2 separate regions of the Homo sapiens genome follow, and region 1 is linked to region 2. Evidence: read pairs that join two places in POLR2A ChIA-PET (ENCODE). Cell type or tissue: MCF 10A. All regions are shown on one strand. Links, peaks and the distances in the headings refer to the core of each region. The heading gives the core; the rest is flanking DNA.

Region 1 (4,400 bases), core at 302-4,301, 57 kb before region 2:
GGGGTCTCACTATGTTGCAGTCTGGTATGGAACGCCTGGCCTCAAGCCATCCTCCCACCTTGGCCCCCACAAAGGTCTGGGATTACAGGTGTGAGCCATCATGTCTGGCCTGAGTATTTTTTTATAAGTTTTAAAACCAAATTAGCTGGGTGTGGTGGCTCATGCCTGTAATCCCAGCTACTCCAGAAGTTAAGGTGGGGAGATCGCTTAAGCCCAGGAGTTTGAGGTTACAGTGAGCTATGACTGTGCCACTGCACTCCAGCCTGGGTAACAAGAGTGAGACCCTGTCTAAAAAACAATCAAAACCAGAAAACGCACACACACAAAAATCCCCCAAAACCAAACCAAAACAAAACCAAACACCAAAAACCACCACCAACCAAAAAACAAGAACCAGTTGCATTTTAAAAAATATAAAGTGTTGGCCAGGTGCTGTGGCTCATGCCTGTAATTCCAGCACTTTGGAAGGCTGAGGTGGGCAGATCACCTGAGGTTGGGAGTTCGAGACCAGCCTGGCTAACATGGTGAAACTCTGTCGCTACTAAAAATACAAAATTAGCTGGGCATGGTGGCATGCGCCTGTAATCCCAGCTACTCAGGAGGCTGAGGCAGGAGAATCGCTTGAACCTGGGAGGTGGACATTGTAGTGAGCCGAGATCATGCCATCGCACTCCAGCCTGGGTGACAGAGCAAGACTGTCTCAAAAAAAAAAAAAAAAAAAAAAAAAAGGCTGGGCACGGTGGCTCACATCTGTAATCCCAGCACTTTGGGAGGCTGAGGCGGGTGGATCACGAGGTCAGGAGATCAAGACCATCCTGGCTAACACGGTGAAACCCTGTCTCTACTAAAAAATACAAAAAAATTAGCCGGGCGTGGTGGCAGGCACCTGTAGTCCCAGCTACTCAGGAGGCTGAGGCAGGAGAATGGCACGAACCCGGGAGGCAGAGCTTGCAGTGAGCCGAGATCACACCACTGCACTCCAGCATGGGTGACAGAGCAAGACTCTGTCTCAAAAAAAAAAAAGAAAAAAAAGAAAAAAAAAAAACTAGTAATGCTATTTATTATGTGCTATATCAGTTGGAGCGCTTTTGGCTGCAAGTAACTCAGGAAGAAACAACTCAAAATATTTAAAGGACATTAACTCACATAATACATTTAACCTGATTATCTGTCCTAGGCAGTTATCTTTTAAAAATTAAGCAATGCTTTACTCATGAAAATCTTTGTTGGATTACGTCTTCCACAGCTTCCACTCTAAGAATGTGGATGTTGCCTACAAACGAAGCCAAAGGAGAGGAAACAGAGTCCAGGGATTCAGAGAAATAAATTGAATTTTAAAGATGGGTCTTGAGTTTTGCATTTGAAGGGGTCTGAGGTCACTCATTCTTGAATCTTTTAGTCAAGTGAGCAGATGAATTCTGTTTTGTTTAAGCCATTTTGATAGTGTTTCTGTCATTTGCAATGGAAAAAATCCAAATGGTAGCTCTCTGACTTCTAAATCCCTTGGATATGCAAATTCTTTCATCCTTGAGGTCAACCTGGGCACTTTTGTGGGTCTCTATCCTTCTGCTGGGCTGCTCAGGAAGTTCTGGAGTCAAGGTTGGACTTCTGAGAGTCCAAAAGCTTTTGTATGTGTGTCTTGAATAGTCCTGTTACTCTACTTCTAAGAATGTTCTGGAGAGCAGCAAGACACCGCTGGGGAAACAGTGAAGTCTAGAAGCCTGGGACCATGAAATCCCAGTCATCCATCTATCCATCTATCCACCTAACCACCCATCTGTCCACCTATCATCCATCCATCCACTCATTCACCTATCCATCTATCCATCCATCCATCTACATCCATCCATGCATCCACTCATTCACCCATCCCTCCATCCATCCACCATCCACTAATCCATCCATCCATCCATCTACTATTCACCCATCTCTCCATCCATCCATCCATCCATCCATCCATCCATCCATCCATCCACCACTTATCTACTCATTCACCCATCCAACATTCATTAAGTGGCATATCTGTGCCAGGCTCTGTGATGGGCAATGAGCATACAGAGATGAGAAAAATACTATCCTTACTCAGCAGAAGCTCTGAGTCATCCAGAAGGAATTCAAGTTAAAACACTTACCTTAAAGACTGTGGACTGCTAACTTTTGTCAGAACTAGTCTTTGACATTGACTCATCACAACAAAAAAGTAGTTGATCACCTACGTAGTTTAATTTCAGGGTCAAGGGGAAGATCTGTTTCACCCAAAACCTCCTGTGTGCATGGCTGAAATTCTACTTGTGTTTCTAATGAAATCCTACTAAAAGAAAAAATTTTCTTAATAAGTAATTTACCCTTTGTTGGACCCTAAACAGAATTTTCCCTGACAGCAGGTTTTGATGGTAGCAGGAAGGGAGAGATGGGTAGATCATGATTATAAGTGGGTTCCTGTGTGGCAAGGGTGCTAAAGAATGGGGAGTCAGGGGGATTCAGGAGTATTCACATCACTGACTACCAGTGGATGGTTGGTGACTGGGTGGCTCTACTCTAGTCTCATTATCCACTCCAGCTAGAAGTCAGCTTATCCAGTAAAGCTCCTCCACTCATTCTAGAAGAAACCTAAGCTGACAGATATTAGTGAGGCTGACTCAGGTATTTTAGGCAATGCTAAAGATTCTTCACTTCCATTCCACTCTCTATCCATCTAACCATCACACTTCATTTCCATTTAACTTTCCATCCACCTGCCCATTAAACTGTCCACATATCCATCATAATATTATTATCAACCACCAACAACCATCAATCATTCCATCCATCTACCTGTCCAAACAACCCACTCATTTATCCACTAACTCACCCACCTAACCATCTATCCATATTTCCGTAAAACCACCCAGCCATTCACTCATCCAAACCACCATCTATTCATTCATGTCACCACACAACTACTTGGTTATCGATCTGGTCATCTATCCAATAATCTATCTGTTCGTCCATATACCCATGATTTATCCAACTATCCATCTAGTCATCCCAAGTAGGTATCCATTTATTCATCTATCCATCTTCCAGTCACCCAATTACCCACCCACCTTCCAATTAATCATCTAATCACCTAACCAACCATTCATCTACCCACGTACTCAACTGTTTAACACTCCATTTTATCCATTTGTCCAAATGGCCATTCACCCATATTATCATCCATCTGGCTGTGGTTCCATTCATATTTCCATCCTTCATTCTATGCCATCTATAATGGGATTCTATTTTGTGTCAGGCTCTGTGCTTGATTCTGTGGATATAGAGATGAAACCAACAGTACCTACCCCCTGAGAAGCTCAGGGTCTAGTAAGGGAGTCTATCTGACCCTTAGTGATGCCTTTTTTTTTTTTTTTTTTTTGAGACAGGGTCTTGCTCTGTCACCCAGGCTGGAGTGCAGCAGTGTGAACCTGGCTCACTGCAGCCTCAACCTCCTGGGCTCAAGAGCTCTTCCCACCTCTGCCTCCTGAGTAGTTGTGACTACAGGCGCATGCTATATGCCTAGCTAATTTTTGTATTTTTTGTAAAGACGGGGTTTCACCATGTTGCCCAGGTTGGTCTCAAACTCCTGGGCTCAAGCGACCCACATGCCTTGGCCTCCTAAAGTGTTGGGATTACAGGCATACACCACCATGCCTGGCCGGTGACAGTTTTCTAATCATCAGAGATTCTAGCTCTGAGACTCCAGTGGCAGAGATCTCCATCTCCCATGACATGGGTCAGCTGACTGATAATCCACGATTTTACCAGCATTAATAAGGAAGGAGCCTATATTCCTGCTTAGCATCCAATCAGATAGACCCAGGTCCTGCCTGGTCCACTATGGGTAGTGGCAGTGCTCCAGATGTCTTCAGAACTTCTCCAGATTTCCCTCCTTGCCCCTTAAACTGGATCCTTCACTCATGTCCCATCCACTGGGAAATGAAGTCCTACCATTAGAACGGAAGTCAGTTGCATTTTCCAGCCCGACCCTCAATTCCCCCAATTCTTTGAATAACAGCTCACTGATTTTCTTTCCCTTGGAGGATCAGCTTGTTCAACTTGCTGTTCGTGACAGGATCCAACCCTAAATCCAGCTCCGTGAGTTGCCTAAGCCTCAGATTTGGCCAACGAGTTACAGTCCTGAGGCTTTCGCTGCACCACGGTGAAGAATGTGGTCTCTTTCTGTCTGTGTGGTTTTGCTGAAGGACTCGTAGAGCCGTCTTTGCCACACAGGGAACAGCCTGCCTGAGAATTACGGCCACATGAGAGAAATTCATTTGACCACCCGGATCCAGACAGATACCACCTAAAGTTCCTGGAGACACTTGTCCCTTTGTCCTTCTTCCCCTCCCTTTCTGCCTCCCTCCTTTTCTCCCTCTTCT
Region 2 (4,400 bases), core at 85-4,084:
AATTAATTAGTTTTTTGTTTGTTTGTTTGTTTTTTTTTTTTTTTTTTTTTTTGTAGAGACAGGGTCTCCTTATGTTGCCCAGGCTGGTATTGAATTCTTGGCCTCAAGTGATCCTCCTGCCTCAGCCTCACAAAGTGCTGAGATTACAGATTTTGCAAGCTTTCTGTTTCAAGCATGCAGCACTTTTGTAATAGATGACTCTAAAATGTGTTCAATTCAAAGAAGTGAGATTTACATACTAATTAGCTGTACAACCCTTTGAACAAAAGGAAGGCATGCCGATTTCATCCTGAAACTGGTTTATGTGACTGTGGGATTTTGAGTTCCTTCATAATTCAAATATGAGTTCCTTCATAACTTAACTCCTGGCTGAATAATAATAATAATAATAATTAATAATAATGTTGATAATGATAATGGCCAATCTCTAGTGAGTGCTTTGTTGTACAGGTGAAGAAGGTGGGCTCTAAGCCAGACTACCTCTGATCAAGGCCAGTTCCACTTCTTACAAGTTACTTAACTTCAGTGTGTCTCAGTTTCTCATCTGTAAAATGGGCTTATATACCTGATAGGATTGTTGTAAAGATTAAATACGTTTTTGTAAAAGTGCAGGTTATAATCCTTTTAGTGAAAGTTTAATGAACAGCATTAAAAAAAAGACTGGAAGAAATATAATAGAACCCAGGAGTCAGCAAACTATGGAACTATGGCCTGTTGTCTGTTTTTTTTTTTTTTTTTTTTTTTGATATGGAGTCTCGCTCTGTCGCCCAGGCTGGAGTACAGTGGCGTGATCTCGGCTCACTGCAAGCTCCGCCTCCTGGGTTCACGCCATTCTTGTGCCTCAGCCTCCCAAGTAGCTGGGACTACAGGTGCCCGCCACCACGCCCGGCTAATTTTTTGTATTTTTAGTAGAGACGGGGTTTCACCACGTTAGCCAGGATGGTCTTGATCTCCTGACCTCATGATCCGCCCGCCTCAGCCTCCCAAAGTGCTGGGATTACAGGCGTGAGCCACTGCACCCGGCCCGTTGTCTGTTTTTGTAAATAAAGTTTTGTTGGAACCTAGCAGTGCCCATTTGATCACTTAATGTTTATTTATGGCTGTTTTCATGGTACAATGGCATAGTTGAGTAGTCACCACAGGACCTAGCTGAAATCCTAAAATATTTATTATCCCTTTATAGGAAAAGTTTGTTAATTCCTACAATAGACAACGAACTATCAGAATCTATCATACACAGCAATGGTGAACACCTATTCCAGTTGGGGTGTGTGTGTGTTTGTGTGTGTGTGTGTATGTGGTGGGTTATAGTGTAAAATGTATTTCTTACTGTGACCATGTAAAAAAAATTAAAAACAATAAATTAATGACTGTTTAAGTGCTTAAAACCATGCCTGGAACATAGCAAGGTCTGAATAAATGTTAGCTTAATAATAGCTACTGTTTATATTGCTATTACTGTTACTATTATTACTGTGTAGCTTGTTCAATGTTGCTTAGCTTGTAAGAGAAAGTGTTGGCACTGAACTCAGGTCTAATCTGACTCCAGACTCCATAATCCTCTGGTTAGGCCACCACCCCTGTCATGGCTTTTTTGCTCTGAGGGAGCGTCTGCCTTCCATGGCTCAGCTGCATGACTGGGCAGAAGGGATGTGCTGTCCCCTCTGTGGAATCTCCAAGTGCACCAGACATCTACGCTATCTGGTGGTCTTTACTTGGGAAGAGCCATTTAGCTGATTTCATTTGGGGTCTGCTATAAAGATTTAGAGGCTGGCTGTGCAGGAAAGGGTTAACTCAGCAGGCCTGGGTTGCTCAAACCCTGCACATTCCTTAAGAAATGTCTGTCTTCAGGGCTGGCCCTTGGCCAGTTCCTGGTGCATGAGCTCCAAGCCCTTGGGCCACACCATGCACTTCCACTTGAGATAGTTTAGGCTAAGAATGTAGTTTATGGTGAATGTCTATTTTTGCTCTGGGGTGCTGGTGTCTGAGTGGCTGAGGTCAGTTACTTAGGTGTCGCATGCCTATGTCACTGACCCCCAATAAGACCCTGGACATCAAGGCTCAAGTGGGCTTCCCTGGTTGGCAACACTTGGCATGTGTTCGCACACATTGTTGCTGGGAGAATTAGGTGGAGTGTCCGTGCTCCCCTGGGAGAGGACTCCCGGAAGATTGTGCCTGGTCTTTCCTGGATTTCACCCCATGTGCCTCTTCCCCTTGCAGATTTTAATCTGTGTCCTTTTACTGTAATAACTGTAACTGTGAGTCTAACAGCTTCTCTGAGCCTTGTGAGTTCTAGTCAATCATTGAGGCCGAAGGTGGTCTTGGGGATTCCCAACACAGTGTCTTTATTAGACACCTTCAAAAAACAACCGGTTAGCAAAGGAGGCAGCATGCTATTGTGGAGATACCCAATCTCTCTGAGAATGAGCAGTCACATCCGTAAATTAGCAGTTAATAATTTTTAGTAAAAATAACACCCATTATGGGTCTTTCAGGGTGATCTCATAACCCATCCCTGGCTAGAATCATAGTGATTGATTCAAGGATGATTATGAGCCAATGGGCATTGGCCTGAGGACTTTAGCTATGACTCCTGGGAGAGGCACCTTTTTTTCCTGGGGTGGCTGAGCTGGTAGATCTAGGCTCAAGGATGCCGGCAGCCATCTCTGTCACCCTACAGGCAGAGCCTTCCTGACAGTGCACACAGATTCATATGAAAATATTTAGGGAGCTGGATCCCACCTTGCTTTAGGTCTACGTTTGGACATCTTGGTGACATGAACAAATTCTCCTTTTTGGCCTAAGCTGATGTGCATTGAATTTCTGTCGCTTATAATCAAAAGATTCTTAACTCAGCATGCAACGTGCCAATTCCAAGCAAAAACGGGTGTTTGCGGCATAGACAAGGCCTGCTGAGCAAGCCCAAGTGTTTCTTTACATCTTAGCAATGGTCGAGCTTTGCCAGGAAGCACTTTGGAAAGACTGTCTTCTCTTCTGATGGCACCTCTTGCTACCCCCACCCCAAGGTGATTTAAGCCAAGTCCATGGAAGGGCCTGGGTTATTATGTAGTCTGAAAAGAGTAACCTCTCCCTTATACAAGCATTGCCTAATGGGGCAAGGGACTCACCCAAATGGCCACCACAAATTGCCTCCATCATTCACAAGGTATCCATGAATGTGGCCATAGACAAGAATCTCCATGAAGCAAAGTGGTTGAGAGCATCACCCATGGAGTTGGCAGGACCCAGGTTCAAATCCTGGGACTGCCATTCCCCAGGTACATCACCTTGAAGGAGATGTTCACTCTCCCTGGGCCTCAGTTTCTTCAGCTGAACATAAGCAGTGAGTCCTTTCCAGGGCTCCTGAGGATTTGTGTGTGGTGTGTCTTGCAAAACACCTGGTGCCTAGGTATTACTAACAAAAAGCAGCAGCATTCAGAAGCTTCCAACAGAAGACTTCTCCCGCTGAGAAATTCCCATGCGATAGTTTAACCTGTTATTTTCCAAACTAGGGCCATTCTTGGAACACCTTTGCAAGTTCTGCCAAGCTACAGAGTAGCTGTGTTATTATTAACTTAATATTTTCCTTTAATTTGGCTACTCCCTCCTTCTAAAACACCTCGCTGGGGGCATGGTGGCTCACGCTCATAATCTAGTGCTTTGGGAGGCTGAGGCAGGAGGATCGCTTGAGCCCAGGAACTGAAGACCAGCTTGGACAACATAGTAAGACTTCATCTCTACAAAAAATTAAAAAATTAGCTGGGCGTGGTGGTGTGTGCCTACAGTCCTAGCAGGAGGATTGCTCAAGCCTGGGAGGTTGAGGTGACAGTGAACTATGATTGCGCTACTGCACTCCAGCCTGGGCAACAGAGTGAGACCCTGTTTCAAAGACAAAAACAAAATCTAAGTGCATTTTAGTTTAGAAAGAAACTTGTTATCATGATCATAAATAGAAAACCTGGTGTAGTCACCATAAATGGGAAGTCACCATGAATATAAACACATGTAATATAGTTTCCCGTGGCTGCCATAACACATTAGCACAAACTTAGTGGCTTTAAACAATGTACACTTATTCTCTAATAGTTCTAGAGATGAGAGGTGTCTGCAGGGCTGCGTTCCTTTGAAGGCTTCAGAGGAGAAGACTGTTTCCTTGCTTGTGTTAGCTGCTAGAGGCCACCTGCATTCCTGGGCTCATGGCCCCTTCCTCATGTCACTCCAATATCTTGCTTCTGGCCTCACATCTCCTACCGCCCACTTTGACCACCCTCCCTTTTATAAAAACCCTTCTGATTACATTAGGGACACATAATCACAGCTGCAAAGTCCCTTTGGCCATAGAAGGTTAACAGCCACAGATTCTGGGGACTAGGATGTGGACGTCTTTGGGGTGCCATTTG

What was found. Peaks named below come from ENCODE experiments on the same cell type or tissue, not always from the same donor. Only the 100,000 strongest peaks of a DNase experiment are listed, where the experiment ranks them.
Region 1: POLR2A ChIA-PET joins it to region 2 with 7 read pairs; 3 of 35 experiments call an interaction of 5 or more read pairs at or near these places.

What each region holds. Positions count from the first base shown.
Region 1 is chr20:47,188,991-47,193,390 of GRCh38, reverse strand. No RefSeq gene overlaps it. Among named protein-coding and RNA genes, the nearest start is that of MIR3616, 24 kb to the right of the region's middle. In MCF 10A, for the core only: no CTCF peak of the experiment used is centred there; a DNase peak (open chromatin) is centred at 2,110.
Region 2 is chr20:47,131,471-47,135,870 of GRCh38, reverse strand. The region is part of intron 9 of EYA2 (EYA transcriptional coactivator and phosphatase 2); the gene reads right to left. Among named protein-coding and RNA genes, the nearest start is that of MIR3616, 33 kb to the left of the region's middle. In MCF 10A, for the core only: no CTCF peak of the experiment used is centred there; a DNase peak (open chromatin) is centred at 1,860.